2 separate regions of the Homo sapiens genome follow, and region 1 is linked to region 2. A link is an interaction called in ENCODE POLR2A ChIA-PET data of the cell type or tissue named here. Cell type or tissue: B cell. All regions are shown on one strand. Each heading gives the region's core, and the rest is flanking DNA. Links, peaks and the distances in the headings are about the cores only. Region 1 overlaps FUT8 (fucosyltransferase 8). Region 2 has its middle 19 kb from the start of MIR4708.

Evidence for each region. Peaks named below come from ENCODE experiments on the same cell type or tissue, not always from the same donor. Only the 100,000 strongest peaks of a DNase experiment are listed, where the experiment ranks them.
Region 1: POLR2A ChIA-PET joins it to region 2 with 5 read pairs; 17 of 35 experiments call an interaction of 5 or more read pairs at or near these places.

What each region holds. Positions count from the first base shown.
Region 1 is chr14:65,415,831-65,426,956 of GRCh38, forward strand. All of the region lies in intron 1 of FUT8 (fucosyltransferase 8), which reads left to right. Among named protein-coding and RNA genes, the nearest start is that of FUT8, 8.7 kb to the left of the region's middle. RefSeq lists silencers at 3,587-3,787, 9,467-9,667 and an enhancer at 10,155-10,224. In B cell, for the core only: no CTCF peak of the experiment used is centred there; no DNase peak of the experiment used is centred there.
Region 2 is chr14:65,310,456-65,321,581 of GRCh38, forward strand. No RefSeq gene overlaps it. Among named protein-coding and RNA genes, the nearest start is that of MIR4708, 19 kb to the right of the region's middle. RefSeq lists enhancers at 8,522-8,741, 10,812-10,921. In B cell, for the core only: no CTCF peak of the experiment used is centred there; DNase peaks (open chromatin) are centred at 4,477, 7,666 and 8,406; H3K4me3 peaks cover 5,116 bases; H3K27ac peaks cover 5,884 bases.

The sequences.
Region 1 (11,126 bases), core at 2,200-10,199, 110 kb after region 2:
CTTTGAATACGAAGCAGTTGTTTTGTGGCCTGTGGCATTTCATTTAGGTTTCTAAGCTGTAATAAATTAGTATGTTAATTTACTTCTTTCCATTCACATATTCTTTAAATCCAAGCCTAGAAACTGATAGTTATATGTATATTAAAATCATTGGAATATTGGTTTTTTTGCAGATAGTGTTTGGGCTGTTTATTATCCATAGCTCTTCATTATGTAAATAGAATCTCAATGCTGATAAAGTAAATAGATTCTTCCATTTCATTAATGGTTATTTTTGATTTATGATAAACTGCATTTAATAAATCTCTTGATTTAGTTAAATGGTGGATACATCATTTCATATTATAGCAAATTGATAAATATAAAAGAAAGTTTTACAATCATAAGAGTAAATATTTAAAAAAACTTGAATAAGTTACTTTACTAAACATAAAATTAAGATTTTTAAACAACTCTGAAACTAAAAGTATTACTATTATGGTACCTTTTTTTTTTTTTCCCCCAAAGAGATGTGATCTTGCTGTTTTGTCCAGGTTGGCCTTGAACTCCTGGGCTCAAGCAATCCTCCTACCTCAGTCTCTTGAGTAGCTGGGACTATAGGCATGTGCTACCACAGCCAGCTTTATTATAGTACTTTTGTACCCTGCATCAATGCTGCTTCTGTTGATACTTTTCAAAGGAGATATCAACTTCTGGTCTTCAACAGTAGTGTAGCATCCTCTTATTGATTCTCTGGCTCATATTTCACTACCGTATAGTATGGAGTTTCTTTCTTGGAGTTTGAATTGTTTTTACATTGCAGCTTGTTATAGTGAAACAATTAAACATATTTAAAAGTAAAAGATATTTACGACTGATTTTTAAAGAACCTGTAAAAAAATCTCCAACAGAAGAATATTATATGGGGATGTGTAGATTTAACATTTTATTTTCTTTAATTTTTTTTTTTTTTTTTTTGAGATTGGGGTTGGGGGTTGTCTCTCTATGTTGCCCAGGTTGGAGTGCAGTAGTGGCGTGATCACGGCTCACTGCAGCCTTGAACTCCCTGGTTCAAGCCATTCTCCCGCCTTAGCCTCTGGAGTATCTGGGATTATGGGTGCATGCCACCATGCGTGGCTAATTATTTTTTAATATTTGTAGAGATGAGACCTTGGTATGTTGCCCAGGTTTGTCTTGAACTCCTGGGGTCAAGTGGTCCTCACACCTTGGCCTCCTAAAATGCTGGGATTACAGGCGTGAGTCACTGTACCCGGCTCCTTTATTTTATTAAAAAGATTTTTGTTTGTTTGTTTGTTTCTAAGTTTAAAAGAGACAGGGTCTTGCCATGTTGCCCAGGCTGGTCTTGAACTCCTGACCTCAAGTGATCATCCCACCTTGGCCTCCCACAGGCGTGAGCTACCATGCTTGGTTGTAAGATTTTTAAAAAATGGATTAGTTTCAAATCTCAACTTCTCTTTCTTTCAACATTCTAATCTCCTGGCATTTTTTTCCTTTCCCCAGCTACCCCCCATCATCCAACAGTCTTCCATTTGGAATAATGGGAAATCAAACCAATAAAGTTAATCTTACCTCCCACCAGGCAAAGGTTTTTCTTAATCTCTACAATATTCTGAACATAAAACCCATATAAACTTTATATGATACTACACATTTTCCTTTTAACGGAGGAAGAGCAAATGGGACCTATGGAATTATGCCGTATTTGTCAATATAAGGGTTACTTTTGTACTCTTACTGAAAGCAGAGTTATAGGGCTAATTTCATTTAAATTTTCTTACCCATCTACTTTAAAAAAATACCTCTTTGTGGTAGTCTTTTTTTTGGTCAGAAAATGACAATGTGAAGGAGAAATACGTTTTGAATTTATAAATCTTCTTTTAATTAACAAATTATACCAATATAAGGGTAGTGTTAATGTGGTTCAAATTTGCCTTTGCTATTCTGCCTTTTCTTCTATAGTGATTGTATAGTTATACTATAACTTCTTCCTCGAAGCACTGGAATAAAAGAAAAACTTTTAAAGATCACTACGAAATGCTCACTGTATTTGTTGTATTTTATAACTTGGGTTTTTAAAATTTATTTTTCCATAAACTGAATAAATATGAAAACGAACTTGAAAGATCTTGTCACAGCCTTGATGACTGGTCAGTATAAAGTTCACATTATAAAATAATAAAACATTGATAATAATCTTAGATGAAAATGGAAAATTAAGCTAATGTTTATTTTAGAACCTGAGTAATGAGTTTATATCATGTAGCAATGAGGCACATGAAGACGGTTAGAATTAGTTTTTCTAATGAATAAACTTCATGATATAAACTTGAAAGTGCATAAATGCTATAACTTTCTGATTGTAAACTTGAACAAAAGTAAAATGAAAATGGGAGAGTCCTCTTAATTACCTTTAACGTATAACTAAAATGAACCTGTGTATCTGTCTAAGTCTTATTTGATCAAGACTTTCAATGGACAATGAATGAGTTTTAAGTTTTTATCAATGTTGTGACTGATTTTTCTATAATATCCCTTAAATGAGATATCAAATTCTAATAATATCTAGAACCAGATTAAATTTGGTTAGAGTATAAACAATATTTACAAACCATCAAAACTATAATAAAAGCATTGTAATGTTATTTAATGACTTAAGCCAACATTCCATAAGCTAATCTAAGCATTTTTACAATTAATACAATTGATAGTAATATCTTAATTAGTGGTAAAGTGGACAGATATAATTTATAGATTCTGTATTGTCTGGGACCTTGGGGCAGTCAGTGAAGAGAGGGAGATAGAGAGAGGAGCATACTGGTTGATGAGCTTGCCTTATTTGGAGATGAAGGAGATTTATTCAGTTTTTCTCTTTCCCTCTACTTACTTCTCCTTGTTTGTCATCCTCTTCTAGCAATGGTAAGAAATGCGGGAATTGACCATCTTTACAGTATACTTTTTTCCTTAGAGTTCATAGAACATTTCCAGGTAAAACATTAGCTTTTATGTTATAATAGGTTTATTATAATGATATCATTTCCTTTTGAGGTGGTAGGCAAGAGACTAGAAGAACTTCATTTGTATAGCATTTAATATTATTTATTAAAAATGATTTTATAGGCCGGGCGCGGTGGCTCATGCCTGTAATCCCAGCACTTTGGGAGGCCGAGGCAGGTGGATCACCTGAGGTCAGGAGTTGGAGACCAGCCTGACCAACATGGAGAAACCTCATCTTTACTAAAAATACAAAATTAGTCGGGCATGGTGGCACATGCCTGTAATCGTAGCTACTTGGGAGGCTGAGGCAGGAGAATCACTTGAACCCGGGAGGCTGAGGCAGGAGAATCACTTGAACCCAGGAGGCGGAGGTTGCAGTGAGCCGAGATCTTGCCATTGCACTCCAGCCTGGACAACAAGAGTGAAACTCTGTCTCAAAAAACAAAACAAAACAAAAAAACAAAAACAAATTCTAACCTTCATGTGCCTCATTACTGTAATGTAAAAAAAAAAACTATGTTCATTGAAGAGAACTAACATATTAAACTAAAAATGAAGCACAGTGTTCTCCACTCATGGGAGTACTGTTAGCAGGTTTAAGACAGTTACTGTGAGAAGTTCACAAGGTGAAAGTGTCTTTGATAATTAGGGCCTAATCAATTGGGATTTGACTTACTCAATTTCTCCAACACATGGAATTGTACTGGTACCTGAAGGAGAAAAATATATAATAGAAGTTGTATTAGTTTTTATGTCTTGAGCTCTCTGAATAACTACTTGATTCATTCAGTTGCCAAATGTCAAAAGATTGTAATTTTGAGAAAGTTGATTCTTTACAATTAGAACTAAGCCAGGGTAAACAATTTGCTTTCTTTTTCTAAGTTTTAGGTTTTTCTTTCTCTCTTAGGAAGTTTAGTGAAACTCTAGGGGTTAGGCAGGTTGTAACTGAAATTCTTGAGGCCAAAAGGTCCTGTCTTATGCTTGGTAAACCGACCCCCTCAACAGCGTGAGAAATGTAGATGTACTGATAACCCTGATTGCTTCGTGACATAATTACAGACATCCAGCCCTCTATCAACTAAAATTCCGTTTATTTTTAAGGTTCAAATATTAGAAGTATCTGCTTGATACATCTCATAGGTTGTCAAGTGTGCATACGATGAGAGATATAATGTTACTTTTAATTTGTAAGTAAACAAACACACAATATTATGTTCTCAATGCTGAGTAAGCTGAAAAGATGTATACCTACTGAGGATGCACCAAATAATAAGCAACAGAAACCTGGTAATGTGCAATTAGGAATAGTTCCTCTTAATAATAATAAAAAAAAGATTAGTGTTTAGGTTTTAATGGCATAAAGATGTAATGAAAATAAAATTACCAAAGAAGTCTATTTTGGAGAAATTTTTGTCAGACTAGATAACAAAGAAAAGAACACATCCTTTTTTTATTTTTATTTTTTATTTTATTTTAGAGATGAGGTCTTGCTCTGTTGCCCAGGCTGGTGTTGAATTCCTAGGCTCAAGTGGTCCTCCTCCCTTGGCCTCCCAAAATGCTGGGATTACAGGTGTGAGCCACCAAACTTGGCCAGAACACATCCTCTATATGACTGTCTACAGAGGCTTAGAGTAGTACAGAAGTACCTGAAAGGAAATAATGATAAATAATGAAAATGTTTTAATAGGGATCATGTGTTCATTTCTACATGTATATCAGTATAGTACCTATCGTTTGCTGTTTCTGCTTGTAAATGCACGGTTGGAAAATAAGATACCCAACCTTTGGAAATTATTCAGGGAAGTGCATCTAAAGTTTAGAGAAAAGTTGGTTTCTTCATATTTTAATGACACTTTTCAGCACGTATAGTTCACCCTTGAACAGCACTGGGTTTGGGGCACAGACCCCCATCAAGATGAAAATCCACATGTAACTTTTATCTCCTCAAAAACTTAATTACTAATAAACTACTGTTGACTTCCAGCCTTACCGATGACATAGTCAACTAACACATTGTACCTTATATGTATTATATACTGTGTTCTCAAAGTAAGCTAGAGAAAAGAAAATGTTATTAAGAAAATCATAGGCCGGGCGCCGTGGCTCACGCCTGTAATCCCAGCACTTTGGGAGGCCAAGGTGGGCGGATCTTGAGGTCAAGAGATCGAGACCATCCTGGCCAACATGGTGAAACTCCATCTCTACTAAAAATACAAAAATTAGCTGGGCGTGGTTGCATGTGCCTGTAGTCTCAGCTATTCAGGAGGCTGAGGCAGGAGAATTGCTTGAACCTAGAAGGTGGAGGTTGCAGTGAGCCAAGGTTGTGTCACTGCCCTCCAGCCTGGCGACAGAGCGGGACTCCATCTCAGGAAAAAAAAAAAAAAAAAAAAAATCATAAGGAAGAGAGAATATATTTACTCTTCATTAAGTGGAAGTGGATCATCACAAAGGCCTTTATCCTCATTGTCTCCACATTGAGTAGGCTGAGAGGAGAAGGAAGCGGAGGAATTCGTCTTGTTGGTCTCAGCATGGTAGAGGTGGAAGGGGGAAGGGGAGGCGTGAGAGGCAGGCACACATGGTGTAACTTTATGGCAATACGTCATACTTCTGCCTTTTTTGCTTTTTCATTTCTCTGAAAACATTTCCATATGGTACCAATCCTTCTTCCACCGTTTGCTTTAGTTTCAGTGCCCATATCAGAGAAGGGTCCATGTCATGAAGGAGTCAAAAGCAGTCTTGAACAATCAGACAGTCTTCTGCCATATCGTCTGATGTCATTTTGTTTTCTTGCATTCCTTCTACATTACCTGGTACTGGATTGGAAGCACTTACCGAGTCATCTTTTTAAATTCCTCTTGTGTGATGTCTATTTCTTGAATTTCTCCAAGATTTGTATCTTGAAACCCTTTAACCCACCCCCCCCTTTTTTTTTTTTTGCCATATCCACAGTCTTTTTCGTGATTTCCTTGATTGGCCCTGTGGCAAATCCTGTGAAGTCATGCACAACATCTGGACACAGTCTTCTCCAGCAGGAATTTATTGTTTCAGGCTTGATGGCTTTCATGGCTTTTTCCATAACAACGACGGCTTCTTCAGTGGTGTAATCCTTCCAGACTTTCAGGATGGTTTCTTTATTGGCATTCTCTTTCATAGAGTTGACAGTACTTTCTGTAGTGTACTGTGTCCAGTGATCCTCGTGACCCCCTGATTTAGAAGCTGAATTAGAGACATTTTGTTTGGGGGCAAGTAGACTACTTCAGCACCTTTGGTGTTGAACTCATGGGGTTCCGGGTGGCCAGGGGTATTGTTCAATAATAAAAGAACTTACAGGCAAAATACTTCCTGACTTCAGGGACAAAGCATCAATGGAACCAATCCAGAAAAAGGGTTCTCATTGCCCAGGCTTTTTTTGTTCTATGACCAAAAGACTGGGAGCTGGTGTTTATCTTTTCCCTTCAAGGCTTGGGGGTTTGTAGCATTATAGATAAGGGCAGTTCTGATCATAAACCACACTGCATTTTCACCAAACAGTAGAGTTAGCCCATCCCTTCCTGCCTTTAATCCTGGTGCTTTTTCTCTTCCTTACTAATGAATGTTTTTTATGGCATTGTTTTCCAGAATAGGGCACTTTTGTCTATATTAAAAACTTGTTTAGGCGGATATTCTTTCTCCATATTTCTTTTTTTTTTAAGAGATAGGGTCTTGCTCAATTGCCCAGGCTGACATGCAAATGGCATGATCATAGCTCACCGCAGTCTCAAACTCCTGGACTTAGGCAGTCCTCCTGCCTCAGCCTCCCGAATAGCTGGGATGCAAGTGTGCACCACTATGCCTGGCTAATTTTTAAATATTTTTTATTTTTTTGTAGAGACAGGGTCTCACTGTGTTGCCCAGTCTGGTCTTAAACTCCTGGCCTTAGGTGATCCTCCCACCTGGGCCTTCCAGAGTGCTGGGGTTACAGGTGTGAGCCATTATGCCTTCCCCCAGCTAATTAAAAAAATGTTTTTTGTAGAGGCAGGGTCTCGCTGTATTGCCCAGGCCCAGGCTGATCTTGAACTCCTGGCCTCAAACGATCCTCCTGCCTCATCTTCCCAAAGTGCTGGGATTACAGGGATGAGCCACTGCACCTGGCCTCCTCAGTGATTTTCTTTCTTTCTTTCTTTTTTTTTTTTTTTTTTCGAGACTGAGTCTCGCTTTGTCACCCAGGCTGGAGTGCAGTGGCGCGATCTCGGCTCACTGCAACCTCCGCCTTCCGAGTTCAAGTGATTCTTCTGCCTCAGCCTCCTGAGTAGCTGGGACTACAGGTGTACACCACCACGCCTGGCTAATTTTTGTATTTTTTGTAGAGACGGGGTTTCACCATATCGGCCAGGCTGGTCTCGAACTCCTGACCTTGTGATCTGCCCACCTCGGCCTCCCAAAGTGAATGATTTTCTTTCTTTTTTTTTTTTTTTTGAGATGGAGTCTGGCTCTGTCGGCCAGGCTGGAGTGCAGTGGCGCAATCTCTGCTCACTGCCAGCTCCGCCTCCCAGGTTCACGCCATTCTCCTGCCTCAGCCCCCTGAATAGCTGGGACTACAGGCACCCATCACTACGCCAGGCTAATTTTTTGTATTTTTAGTAGAGACTGGGGTTTCACAGTGTTAGTCAGGATGGTCTTGATCTCCTGACCTCGTGATCCGCCTGCCTCGGCCTCCCAAAGTGCTGGGATTACAGGCGTGAGCCACCGCGCCCGGCCTAAGTGAATGATTTTCTTAATGTCATCTGGAAAGTCGTCTGCTGCCTCTTGGTTGGCAGAAGCTGCTTCTCCTGTTATCGTGACGTTTTTAAAGCCAAAACTCTTTCTAAAATTATCAAGCCATCCGTGGCTGGCATTATATTCTTCAGCTTTAGATCCTTCGCCTTCCATTTGTTTTAAGTTGTATAATGACTTTGCTTTTTCTTGAAACTTATTAAAGTTTATAGGGATGCCTTTCTTTATAGCAATCCTGTACCCCTATAAAAGCTACATTTTCAACATGAGATAAAAAACTATTTCACAAAACGTGCACAATTTTTGCATCTGCTGGTGTGCCTTCAGCAATGGCTTCATGAATTCTTTTTTTACAATGGCCCTTATGCTGGATTCATTTATTTTGAAGTAGCACGCAACTGCAGCTGCAGACCTCAATCTACAGTACGTATCAAGCAATTCACCTTTTTCTTGTAATGCCATGATTTTTCTCTGCTTCTTGGGAGCACTTCCGGCATCACTAGTGGCACTTAGGTGTCATTTGAGGTTTATAGTATCGTACTAAACATAATGAAACCGCGAGAGATCACTTTTTACTGGAATATACAATTTATTGGAAAGATGAACTGCTTGCTTGGAGATGATTAATGTCACATGGTACTTTAAGCAAATATTCACTCTTGAGCTCACCTCATTAACAACAGGAGGTGGCTACAAAATTATTTCAATAGTACAGGGTGTAGTACAGTTAAATTTATGTAGTTATGATTTAATACTGCATCTTTACTCTTTTGAGACAGGGTTTCTCTCAGTGTCAAATGCCACCATGTGTGGCTAAGTGTGTGGTATAAGTTGTGACAATTTTTAACTTTTTATAATAGATTTGTATATATTTGTAGTAGTAAATGATAAAATAGACTAGTATCTACATATATTTTAAGCACTCATGACATACCTCTTACTTTCTATTTTTCTTTTCTTTTCTTTTTTTTTTTTTTTTTTGATGAAGTCTCATTCTGTCACCCAGGCTGGAATGCAGTGGCACGATCTCGGCTCACTGCAACGTCCACCTCTGGTGTTCAGGTGATTCTCCTACCTCAGCCTCCCGTCTTTTTCTTTTTTTGACCCAGGGTCTCACTCTGTCACTCAGGCTGGAATGTCATGATTCAATCATAGCTCACTGCAACCTCTGCCTTCTGACTCAAGCGATTCTCCCATTTCAGCCTCCCAAGTAGCTGGGACTGCAGGTGCATGCTACCATGCCTGGCTCATTTTTGTGTTTTTTGTAGAGACAGGGTTTTGCCATGTTGCCCTTGTCCAGGGTGGTTTTGAACTCCAGTGCTCATGATCCTCCTGCCTTGACCTCCCAAAGTGCTGGGATTACAGGTGTGAGCCACTGCACATGGCCTACTTTTTTGATATTTCTAGGTTATATGGTTGTCTATGAATATTTTCAAATTGTCACAAACCTCCCCCAAATTTATCAACATATTTATTGAAAAACATTAGCATATGAGTGGACCCTCAAAATTCAAACCTGTGTTGTTCAAGTTTTAAGCCCTGAGAGCTCTAAGAGTTTAAAGCTAAAAACAATTAGAAAAAAAATGGAGTTTCTTTTTTTTTTTTTGAGACGGAGTTTCACTCTTGTTGCCCAGGCTGGAGTGCAATGGCACGAACTCGGCTCACCACAACCTCCACCTCCTGGGTTCAAGCGATTCTCCTGCCTCAGCCTCCCAAGTAGCTGGGATTAAAGGCATGCACCACCACACCCAGCTAATTTTTTTGTATTTTTAGTAGAGACAGGGTTTCTCCATGTTAGTCAGGCTAGTCTAGAACTCACGACCTTAGGTGATCCACCCGCCTCGCCCTCCCAAAGTGCTGGGATTACAGGTATGAGCCACCATGCCTGGCCGTTTTTTTTTTTTTTTTTTTTAAACATGAAATGTTCTTTTTCCCCCTGGTTTTATTGAGGTATAATTGGCAAATAAAAATTGTATATATTTAAGGTGTACAACTTGATGTTTTGGTATATGTGTAGATTGTGAAATGTTTACCACAATCATGCTAATTAACACATCCGTCACCTCACATAGTTATTTTTGTGTGTTTGTGTGGTGAGAACATTTAAAATCTCCTTTCTGGCTGGGAGCAGTGGCTCATGCCTGTAATCCCAACACTTTGGGAGGTTGAGGCAGGCGGATCATGAGGTCAGGAGTTTGAGACCAGCCTGGCCAACATAATGAAACCCCATCTCTATTAAGAATACAAAAAATTAGCTGGGTGTGGTGGCGGGCCCCTGTAATCCTAGGTATTTGGGAGTCTGAGGCAGGAGAATTGCTTGAACCTGAAAGACGGAGGTTGCAGTGAGCTGAGATCACGCCACTGCACTCCAGCCTGGGTGACAGTGCAAGACTCTGTCTCAAAAAAAAAAAAAATCTACTTTCTTAGCACATTTAGTGTGTACAATAAATATTATTAACTGTGGTCACCATGCTGTACGTTAGATCTCTCGAACTTACTCATCCTGAATAACCCTTTGGCCAACATCTCCCCATTTCCTCCTCACCCCAGCCCTTGGCAACCACCATTCTGTTCTCTGCTTCTATGAGTTCACCTTTTTTAGATTCCATATATAAGTAAGATCATGTAGTACGTGTATTTGTCTTTTTCTGCCAGTCCTATTTTACTTAGCCTAATGTCCTTCGGGTTCATCCATGTTATTTGCAGATAACAGTGTAAAGGGGAGGCAAACTTTACCTCCACCTTTTTAAAGTTTTTTTTTTTTTTTTGCTTGGCCTCACAAATTACCATAAGATAGATTATCAGGAGAAAAGCACACAAATTTATTCAATACAAGTTTTATGTGGCACAGGAGCCCTCATAAGGAAACAGACCCAAAGATACAGTTAGAATTGAATACTTACATACTGAATTGGACAAAGGATAATAACTTGTGAAAAATAAACTGGATTATATGGGGAGGCTTAAAGGATAGAAGTTATTTTAACAAAGTCTGTATGGAATTCTCTTTGTCTCCATATCCCGTCCTTGATGATAAAAATGTTGCTTTCCTTTTAGTTTAAGGAGGACATCATTCACATGGGAATTTCATCTGCTTTTAAGAAATAGAAGAAAGGTCAGAGCGCTCTTCTTACACCTGCTGTTTTTCAAGTGCCTTTGACTCAAAATAGTCAATATGTCAGAATGGCGTATTTAAACTCCAACAGGATTGTCTTACTTTTTAAAAGCTGAATATGAATCCTGTGTGTGTGAGCATGCACACACACATGCACACATAACACATTTTCTTTCTTTTTTTTTGAGACGGAGTCTCTCTTTGTCGCCCAGGCTGGAGTGCAGTGGTGTGATCTTGGCTCACTGTAAGCTCTGCCTCCCGGGTT
Region 2 (11,126 bases), core at 1,354-9,353:
AAATATTGTACAAAATTACCTTCAGGCTATGTATATATGGTATAGATGGAACATAAATAAATTTCATGTTTATTTAGACTTGGGTCCCATCCCCATGATATCTCATTGTGGATATAGGTAAATACTACAAAATCTGAAAAAAAAAAAGTCCAAAACATTTCTGGTCCCAAGCATTTCAATTCAGGGAAACTCAAGCTGTATTTGTTTAATGGCTACAGAGCAGGCATACTGACCAGTCTCAGAGGGTCTTCCTTCAACACAAATATCCAGTTCCTGCTGAGATGAGACAGTGGGAGATGATAAAATTGTACCTTCAAAGTAAATGTGTAGCCTATATACTGGCAATAACCACTCAGAAAATGTGACAGGAAAAATACCTCACTTATAGTGGCAGCAAAAATGATAAAATTCCCTGGGTAGATTTCTTCAGATCGTTCACAAAAACACATTCTGGATGGATTAAAGAGCTAAGTGTAAGAAACAAACAAACAAACAAAAAACCCCCGCAAAGCTATAAAGTGCTAACAGAAATAAATAGGAGATTATTTTTATGATTTTTGAAGAGGGATGAATGACCTTCCAAAGCAAGAAACAAAACCCAAATCATAAATGAAAAGATCTACTGATATGATTGAATAAAAATGAAAAACCACTGTAAACAACAGCAAATGACAAGCAAAAGATTAAGAGGAAATATTTGAAACATTTATAACAAGCAAAAGGTTAATACCCACAATATATAAAAAAAAATTTGGCCGGGCACAATGGCTGACACCTGTAATCCCAGGACTTTGGGAGACTGAGGCAGGTGGATCACCTGAGGTCAGGAGTTTGAGACCAGCCTAGCCAACATGGTGGAGCCTTCTCTCTACTAAAAATACAAAATTAACCAGGCGTGGTGGCGGGCATCTGTAATCCCAGCTACTCAGGAGGCTGAGGTGGGAAAATTGCTTGAACCCAGGTGGCAGAGGTTTTCGTGAGCTGAGATCGTGCCACTGCACTTCAACCTGGGCAACAAGAGCAAAACTCCATCTCAAAAAAAAAAATTTTTTTTTCAAAGAATAAATATAAAAAACAAAAACAATTCAATTAAAAAAAATGGACAAAGAATTTGAAACGGCCAATCACATAAGAAATACAAATTTTCACTGGGCATATGAACAGATGATTTTAGGGAAATAGATTTTTAGTTGTGGTTTTCAGATTACACTCAGCTTTAGAACCATCCAAACAAGAGTATTAAATCACAGGCTACATTCTCTTTGCCTTTAAAAAGTAAAAATAAAAATAAAATCATAGGCGAAGGATGGTCTTCGGGGAAATGCGCTTTCCAGAAAGTTGGAAAGGTACAGGCGGAGTTATTGTTCAAGGACAGCTGGACATGTTAAGTTTATTTCAAGAGCCAGGAGAACACAAGGTTGATAACATCCCTGTAGACAGAAACATGGCTTGTGTGTATAAAGGTCTTCTTAAAAGGCAGTAAAAATCCTGGGTATAGTGAGATTAAAGCATAAAAAGACTTGAACTTTTCCATATCTGCTTTGACTCCCCTTGGGTGCACAGTGTGCCCCACTCTGAGGCCTGGAGACCAGGGAAAGCTGCTTGGAGACATCCACCTTTGCTTCACGCAGCCACTCCGCTGCTGATAAGATTTTATATTGTCAGCTACTTAAATCAAGACCTTAATTTTTTCTGCATTGGGTGTGTGTGTTTTCTCTGTGTTCTCGTCCTATCATCTGATAACTACCTGAAATGCTGCAACGTTTATCCTAATTAATCTGAGAAATGCAAATTAAAATGTGCTACAACAAGCCTAATTAGAGTACATCTATTTTTGTTTAATTGATCAGAGAAATATTTAAAATACTTCTAATACCCGGTGTCAGCAAGAGGTGGGGTAAAGTATACTCTAATAAACTGTTGGTAAGGATGTTATTAATAAAACCATTTGAGGGTCCAGTTTGGCAGTATCTCTTAAATACCAAATATTTGTTCCTTTTGACCTAGCAATTAAAATTCAGGAATATGTGCACATTTTTTAGGCAACATGGATGAAGATTTTATTGCAGTGTTATTTTTGTTGAAAATCAGAAGCAACCTAAAAACGGCCATTAATAAGAAATGATGAAATTAACTACAGCATATCCATGCTGTTTTAGTTTATGTTCTCTCAGAATCAGACCTTGTAAGTAGGATTCAAGTGCAAAATGTTTGGAAAGTGTAAGTAGGGAAATGGGGAAATGATACAGAGAAGGGCAGAAAACCAATGAAGGGTGTGTTATTAAGCCAGTTATAAAGATAAGCAACTAGAGTTTAATCTTTTAGGGAAACTCCAAAAACAGTACAAAACACATGCCTCAGAATTAACCTAGCTAAGGGGTCAGAGAGCAGGAGTAGTTATACTCCTACAACTTTTAGTCATTGGCTAAAGGCTGTCTCCCAGAGGACCATTCGTTCCCAAGTACTTCCAGCCAACCATCCATTGGCAAACTAATTTCAGTGGCTGGAGGGAGCCATCTAACAATGATACAGTTTGGCTTTGTGTCCCCAACCAAATCCCATCTCAAATTGTAATCTGAGATTGGGGCGTGGCCTGGTGGGAGGTGATTGAGTCATGAGGGCAGACGTCCCCCTTACTGTTCTCCTGATAGAGTTCTCCTGAGATCTGGTTGTTTTGGTAAGTCTCTGGTGCGCCTTCCCTGCTACCGACTCTCTCACTCTCTCTCTCTCTTGCCACCACGATTGTAAGTTTCCTGAGGCCTCCCCAGCCATGCAGAACTGTGAACCTCTTTTGTTTATCTCAGGTAGTTCTTTATAGCAGTGTGAAAATACACTAATACAAACACGACGGAGGGACTGGCCATTGGAAGACAGGCTGTTATAGGTGGAAATGACAAGAGTTCCTAAGAGGATACGCACATAACACAGACGGTGTCTGCTACACATGCTAACAAATACAAAGAGGACATTAAGAGAAACAAGACATCCATGCTACAAGACAGACTAAGAAGCAAATAATTAGATATCAAATGCTTCCATTTTAGCAATACAAATGACACATCAAATTGTCCGTAGTGGTTATCTCTTAAAAAAAAAAAAAAAAAAAAAAGGCTGAAGGATGTGAATTTTCATTTTTTATTTATTTATTTATTTATTTATTTATTTATTTTATTTATTTATTTATTTTTTGAGATGGAGTCTTGCTCTGTCACCCAGGCTGGAGTGCAGTGGTGCGATCTCGGCTCACCAGAACCTCTACCTCCCGGATTCAAGCGATTCTTCTGCCTCAGCCTCCCAAGTAGCTGGGACTACAGGTGCCCGCCACCATGCCCAGCTAATTTTGTATTTTTAGTAGAGATGGGGTTTAATCATATTGGCCAGGCTGGTCTCGAACTCCTGACCTTGTGATCTGCCCACCTTGGCCTTCCAAAGTGCTGGGATTACAGGCGTGAGCCACCACGCCCGGTGTGAATTTTCATTTTTTAGTATATACATTTTTGAGTTTTGTTTTGTTTTGTTTTTACAACGAGCCTATAGAGTACTTTTTAAATTAAAAGAAACAATGAAAAAATGAGAAAACGTTCATGGGAAATAAGAAAAAGGCAAGGAAACGGAAAATATATTCATTACTTTAGTCATTCCACAAATTTGTATAACGTGCCTTCTGTGCAGCAGGCTCCACATTAGGGACTGGCTACAGTGGCCAGTAAATACTTTCCTAATGGGCTTACTATACTCAACCTAAGAGTCACCTCTTGCAAGTTCTTGGCATTGGTGGAAAGTTAGGTTTTTTACCCCTTGAAGCAGTAATGCCATTCCCAAAGCTTCTGAAGCTAAATGTTTATACTTTTGGGGGATTTCTAGGTCCAGTTAAAAGGGAAAAAAGCACAAAGCTTCAGAATACATGTGAATTTGCTTTAAAAAGTTGAAAGCACTATGTACATAGTAAATTGTGATTGTTTTCATATGTATCTTGAACAGCAGTGAAGTGTTCATTGACAAATAAAAAGGGTGGTGGCTTTTTCATCCATTGGGAATTTTAACTCTATTTTCCAGGTACAGTTCTTAAGTGTTTGCGCTATGTGTTAGCAAATTCTTCTTATTATTTTCTGAGGCAGGGTCTCTGTTGCCCAGGCTGGTGTGCTGTGGCATGATCTCAGCTCACTGCAACCTCCACTTCCTGGGTTCAAGTGATCCTCCAGCCTCAGTCTCCCAGGTAGTTGGAACCACAAGCACAAGCCACCATGCCTGGATAATTTTTGTAGAAATGGGGTTTCCCATGTTGCCCAGGCTGGTCATGAACTCCTGAGCTCAAAGCGATCGGCCCACCCTGGCCTCCCAAAGTGCTAGGATTACAGGCATGAGCCACCACACCCAGCCAGCAAATTCTTTCTGAAAAACAAACAAAAAAAATCTGTATTCCCCTCTCCTGAAATCAAAGATGCCAACTCTGTGGAAAAGAAGAATGCACATGGAGAGGCCCTTTTAGTTCTCAAACATTGACCTCTACAACTTTTGTTATTTCCTGTTGAAAACCTTAAGAATTTTTTTTTTTTTTTTTTTTTTTTAACACAGTCTCACTCTGTTGCCCAGGCTGGAGTGCAGTGTCACGATCTCAGCTCACTGCAACCTCCACCTCCCAGGTTCAGGCAATTTTCCTGTCTCAGCTTCCTGAGTAGCTGGGACTACAGGCGCACAGTACCATGCCCCGCTAATTTTTGTATTTTTAGTAGAGAAGGGGTTTCACCATATTGGTCAGCGGAAAATCTTAAGAATTTAAGAGGGGGCGGCAAGGCGCGGTGGTTCACGCCTGTAATCCCAGCACTTTGGGAGGCTGAGATGGGCAGATCACCTGAGGTCAGGAGTTTGAGACCAGCCTGACTGACACAGAGAGACCCTGTCTCTACTAAAAATACAAAATTAGCCAGGCATGGTGGCACATGCCTGTAATCCCAGCTACTTGGGAGGCTGAGGCAGGAGAATCACTTGAACCCAGGAGGCAGAGAGTGCAGTAAGCCGAGATCGCACCATTGCACTCCAGCCTGGGCAACAAGAGCGAAACTCTGTCTCAAAAAAAAAAAAAAAAAAAAAAGAGGGGGCATCTGTGCGGCCTTGTGTGAATTGCTTCAACCTCTTTGCTCTTCAGCCTCCTCATTCAGAAGGCAGAGATAATAGTGGACACTCACAGGGATGTTAGAGGACCAAAGGGGAAAGTGGAGGGCACAATGCAGAGCCCAGAGCAAGTGCTCAGTTTGTGTTGGTCCCTGTCCTTTCCTGCTGGCAAGAACCCCTTCCTGACCTTAGTGAAAAACTATCAGAAAAGCTGCTGAGTGAGTATTGCCCCACCTTCTGATGAGACCTCTGTGGCAGACAGACCCTAAGGTGACCACTGATGATTTCCCATCTCCTCGTGCCCACACCTCTGTGTAATCCCCTCCCCTTAAACCACAAGTAGAACCTGTGACTTCCAAAGGTAAAGGGGTGTTAGTCCCTTAATTAGGTTACATCACATGGCAAGGCAAAGGGATTTTGCATTGTGACTGAGGTCTCAAATCAGTTCATTTTGAGTTCATAAAAAGGGAGATTATCCTGGGCAGGCCTGGTTTAGTCAGGAGAAAGCCCTTTAAAGAGTGACTAGGACCTCCCTAAGTCAGAGAAACTCTCCCCATTGTCAGCCTTGAGGATATAAGCTGCCATGTGGTGAAAGGACCTAACAGAGAGGGCCACATGGCAATGAACAGTAGGCAGCCCCTAGGAGCTGACAGTAGCCAGCAAGTAAACTGAGATCTCACTCCTATAGCTGCAAAGAGATGAATTCTACCAACAACCAGAGGGATCTTGGTACTATATCCTTCCCCAGCCAAGCTTCTGATGAGACTGCAGCCCCCTAGCCAATGCCCTGACTAGTGAGATCCTGAAAGCAGAGAACCCAGCTGATCCACAGAAATGGTGACATAATAAATGTGTGTTGTTTTAAGCTCTAAGTTGTACAACTTGTGCAACAGTAGAAAACAAATACAATCTCCCCCAGCTCTTCTGCTTAATATTAAGCTGATAATAAAAAAGATTAAGGGCCAGGCCCAGTGGCTCATGCCGTTAATCCCAGCACTTTGGGAGGCCAAGGCAGGTGGATTGCTTGAGGTCAGGAGTTCAAGACCAGCCTGACCAACATAGTGAGACCCCATCTCTATTAAAAATACAAAAATTAGCCAAGTGTGGTGGCAGGCACCTGTAGTCCCAGCTACTTGGGAGGCTGAGGCAGGAGAATCGCTTGAACCTGGGAGGCAGAGGTTGCAGTGAGCCAAGATTGTGCCACTGCACTCCAGCCTGGGTGACAAAGTAAGACTCCGTCTCAAAACAAACAAACAAACAAACAAGGATTAAAAGGGTGATGAGGATAATGAAAGAATAGAAGGAGAAGAAGGAAGATAAATAGAAAAATTGTATTGAATACTTATTATGCATCAGGCACATTAGTCAAGGTGCTGAAAGAAGACAAATGGGACACTCAAATGGTGAAGAGAATTTAACATAGGGACTATGTGCAGAAGCGTGCATAGGGTTAGGGTGCTCAACAAGCAATGCTGAGGCCATTAGCGTCTCTAGGTCTGAAAGGGTAAGAGGAGAGAGCAGAGATAATGGGACCATTATGGAGCTTCTTTGAGGGAGAGGGCTGCCTGACAGTGGCTGGGGATGGAGGTAGAGGTATACAGCCTCTGTTGAAATGGTGACCTAGCATTGTGAAAGCCAGGGGATTAAACACCTGGGCTCTTTATTATCCTTCTGAGCAGCCAATGTCTTCTGCCATTAGCTCCTTTGGATGAATCCAGCTAGAAGCCAGAGGGCAAAGGACACTGGGTGATACAGTCTTAGAGGTTGATCTCTTAGGGCACAGAGCAGGGATGAAGAAATGGATAGAGAATGGAACTGGAAGGGCAAATGGAGAGGAATGAAACTTCATGGATTAGCTCATTGATGTTCATGACTTTTGGCACATGAGGATTTAAGCACAGCAATGTTAAGTAACTTGCCCAAGGTAAGATAACTAGGAGGTGGTAGAACAAAGTTCGGAACCCAGGCAGATCTAGCCCCAGAGCCTGGACTCTTTTTTTTTTTTTTTTTTTTAAGCAGAGTCTCGCTCTGTCGCCCAGGCTGGAGTGCAGTGGCGCCATCGCGCTCACTGCAAGCTCCGCCTCCCTGGTTCACGCCATTCTCCTGCCTCAGCCTCCCGAGTAGCGGGACTACAGGCGCCCGCCACCACACCCGGCTAATTTTTTGTATTTTTAGTAGAGACGGGGTTTCACCATGTTAGCCAGGATGGTCTCGATCTCCTGACCTCGTGATCCACCCGCCTCGGCCTCCCAAAGTCCTAGGATTACAGGCGTGAGCCACCGCGCCCGGCCGAGCCTGGACTCTTGACCACTACAGATACAGTTGTCAGGACCCCTTGTCTCTGCTGCCTTTCTATTCTGAGTTTTCCTTTGAAACGAGACAATCCCTTCTACTGTCAGCAGCAGTGCAGGCCTGGCACCTCTTTGTTCTCAGTGTCTGGCCGCATTCACATTATCCAAGTCAAGTGCTAGCATCTTGCTTGTGGTTGACAAGAACGGACCCTCCATCATCAATGTGTGTGACCAGCTGAGAAAAGAAACAAGCCTTTTCTCATGAGATTTCCAGCCTAGTTGTGCGGGACCAGCAAGATCAGAACTCTCCAATGTTTTAAGAACCATGAAGCACAGCCTTTGACATTTCCTCCCAGGCATCCCCAAATTACTTCAAAGTGTTTGTTCACACCTGGCAGGCGGGCAGGAGAGGGAGCGAGAAAGCCATCTGTGGAGATTTGCAGCCCTCACTTTTATCGGCAAAGCCTCCCCCTCTGAAGACATGATGAATTCAGCTATTTTGGGAGCAGGGATTATAGATGTGACCCACCTGGCTCAGCTCTGAGTAACTGCCTAAAATTCTTGACAATAGCAAAAAGAAAGGAGAATGAAAGTTAAAAAAAAAAAAAAATCTCTCAGTATAGTTCACTAACCTGCCAAATGCTTGATTGGCTTCTTTTTAGGCCCACAGCTCATTTTCTTCCAGAAAACATCCCAGGAGAACAGCAAGGATATGGGATCTGGGGAGTCGGAGGTCTTGGTTCTGGTCCCGGTTCTGCCATATATTAGCAGTGTGACCTTGGGCAAGTCATTCATCTGGCAAACATTTATTGAGGGCTTTATCCATGAGAATCATGGAAATGAAAGGTACAGTTTCTGCCTTCTGTGAGTGCACAGAAAATTGAGTAGAAAAAGATATTAGTAAGTAACTGTATCACAGTGTGATGAGCACTAAGACAGAGGTCCCATGAGAGAAGCCTAGAGGAGGGGTACCTAGCTCAGCCTGAAGGTGTGGTCAGGAAGTCTCCTAACCTCTCTGAGTTTCAGTTCCTCAGCTGTAAAATAGGGAGCTTTTATATATTTGTGAAGGGAACTGATAGAATGAAATGTACTTCATCTCCCAAATGAAGCCCCTTCAGTGACTCACACCTGTTTCTGTTTGTGAAAAGAAAGCTCATCACTGATCCCTACTATCCCTCCACTCAGGACTCTTTTTTTTTTTTTTTCTTGAGACAGGGTCTCACTCTGTCACCCAGGCTGGAGTGCAGCGGCATGATCTTGACTCACCACAACCTCCGCCTCCCAAGCTCAAGCAATTCTCGAGCCTCAGCCTCCCAAGTAGCTGGGATTACAGGCATGCGCCACCACTGCCTGGCTAATTTTTGTATTTTTAGTAGAGACCGGGTTTCACCATATTGGCCAGGTTTGTCTTGAACTCTTGACCTCAAATGATTCACCTCCTTTGGCCTTCCAAAGTGCTGGGATTACAGGTGTGAGCCACCGTGCCTGGCCACACTCAGGACTCTTTTGAGAAAAGGTTCTTGCCTCTCCCTGCTCCTACTTCAGTTTCCCCCCCACAGACCATGTACTTTCTTGGCTACCCATATGATCCATATGTATTAAATACTTTCCACGTAAATGTGCTAATGTGCTACACTGAGAGAGATGAGATTTACTGTACTGGGAGAGGAGGGAGCTGCTGGGCAAAAGGGATTAAAACTCAACTGGGGCAAAACAAAGAACAAGGAGGAGAGGTGAGATTCGACAGGAGGACCAGGAAAGCTGAAGGCAAATGAGACCAGCTCCTGGGAGAATCCTGACCTGTGCCCAGACAGGAACATAGGAAATACCTTGACAGATCCAGAAGTTCAGGACTGTTTGCCACTACATGAGGAAGAAGAAAAGCCAGCAGAACTGTTTCTTTTTAGTAGCCAGATTCGTTTAGCAAAAGCTCTGTCTTCTTAAGGGAACAAAATCAAAATGAAATTAAGAAGAGAACACAGACTTCTTGGATAATTAGGAAGATGATACCACTGCTTGCAAAGGCATATGCTTTCCTTCAAAGGCAAATCAAAAAGTGCATTTTTCATTCATTAATGCCTGCAGGCACTCATTCACTTAGTGCTGGGCACTGAATGGAATACAAAATTGTGCAAGACTCAGCTCTTGCCTTCAATTTTATCCTAGTAAGCTTTTCAATATAATTGTTTTAAATTTTTTTTTGTAGAGATGGGGATCTTGCTATATTGCCCAGGCTGGTCTCGGACTCTTGGGCTCAAATGATTCTCCTGCCTTGGCCTTCTGAAGTGCTGGTATTACAGGCATGAGCCACCATGCCTGGCCCTAGCAAACATTTATTGAGCATCTCTCTGTGTCAGACACTGGGCTCCATCCCAGGATTTAAAACTAAATAGCTGGGCGTGGTGGCTCATGCCTGTAATCCCAGCACTTTGGGAGGCCAAAGTGGGTGGATCACCTGAGGTCAGAAGTTTGAGACCAGCCTGGTCAACATGATGAAACCTTCTCTGTACTAAAAATACAAAAATTAGCTGGGCATGGAGGTGCATGCCTGTAATCCCAGCTACTCAGGAGGCTGAGGCAGGAGAATCACTTGAACCTAGGAGGTGGAGGTTGCAGTGAACTGAGATTGCCTGGGCAATAGAGTGAGACTCTGAAAGAAAGAGAGAGAGAGAAAGAGAAAGAAAGAGAGAAAGAAAGAAAGAAAAAGGAAGGAGAAAAAAATAGAGCACAATTTCTTACCTTAAGGAGAAAATCTGGTGGATTTGCTAATAAAATGTCTTCACACTTCTAATATTCTAAACATTGACTTGAACAGATATTATTCTTGCCTGTGATTCTGTCAGTTTTCTGGCCCTTGTTGGAAGAATAAATCCTCTGAATTTATTCTAGAGGCCTGGCAGTTCAGCTCTGAGCTCACAGTAGTTGTGACTGAGAGAAAAAATGGTCTGTTTCCCTATCTCTCCCCTACAGGTCTAAAAATGTACCTGGCTGGATCAGGAACATCCACTTTTTTCTCCAAATGAGAGGTTACACAAAGTGAGTCATTTTTCTAGCTTTTTAAAAAGCTTGATTCAACCTTCCAATTTCCCACCTTTCTCTTCCACCTGCCTTGTTTAATAATTAGGCTGTTTAATAAATGCATTTGATGAGGAGGAGCGGGAGGAGGATGGTGATTGTTAGGCCTTACAAGTCCCTGGGGAATGTAACAGCGTCCTCAGCCAGAGTCACTATGTTCTGGGTTGTCCCCTGAGCATCTTGCTGAGTGAAAAGGCCAGAGGCCCTTCCTGCTTTAGGGTGCAGGTTTGACTGACCTTGGGTCATTCTTTCCCTAAGTGCCCTGCCAAGAAACCAGGTTTGGTTCTTATCTCTTAACTTCCTTTTTGTTCTGCTCCTAGTTTAGCTTACATTTTTCTTACTTGGAGCTTTTACTAACAGCAGATGACCACTACTTTTCAAGTACCTGCTGGGCTTGGAAGGTAGAGAGCAAACTAGACTGGGTGAGGTGAGAAAAATCATCCAGGCCAGCTTGTGACAATGCAGAAGGGTCAGGAGGCCTCACTGGTGAAGCACATTTCAGTAGGCAGGCACGCAAGGCATGGACTTCAGGAAAGGAAGTGGTGGGAACCTACCCACAGATGAGAGAGAAACAGAGACAGCAGGACAGGGAGAGGTCGAGCTGGAGACAGACAGACACACATGTACGGGGGCCAGTGGGGAGGAGAG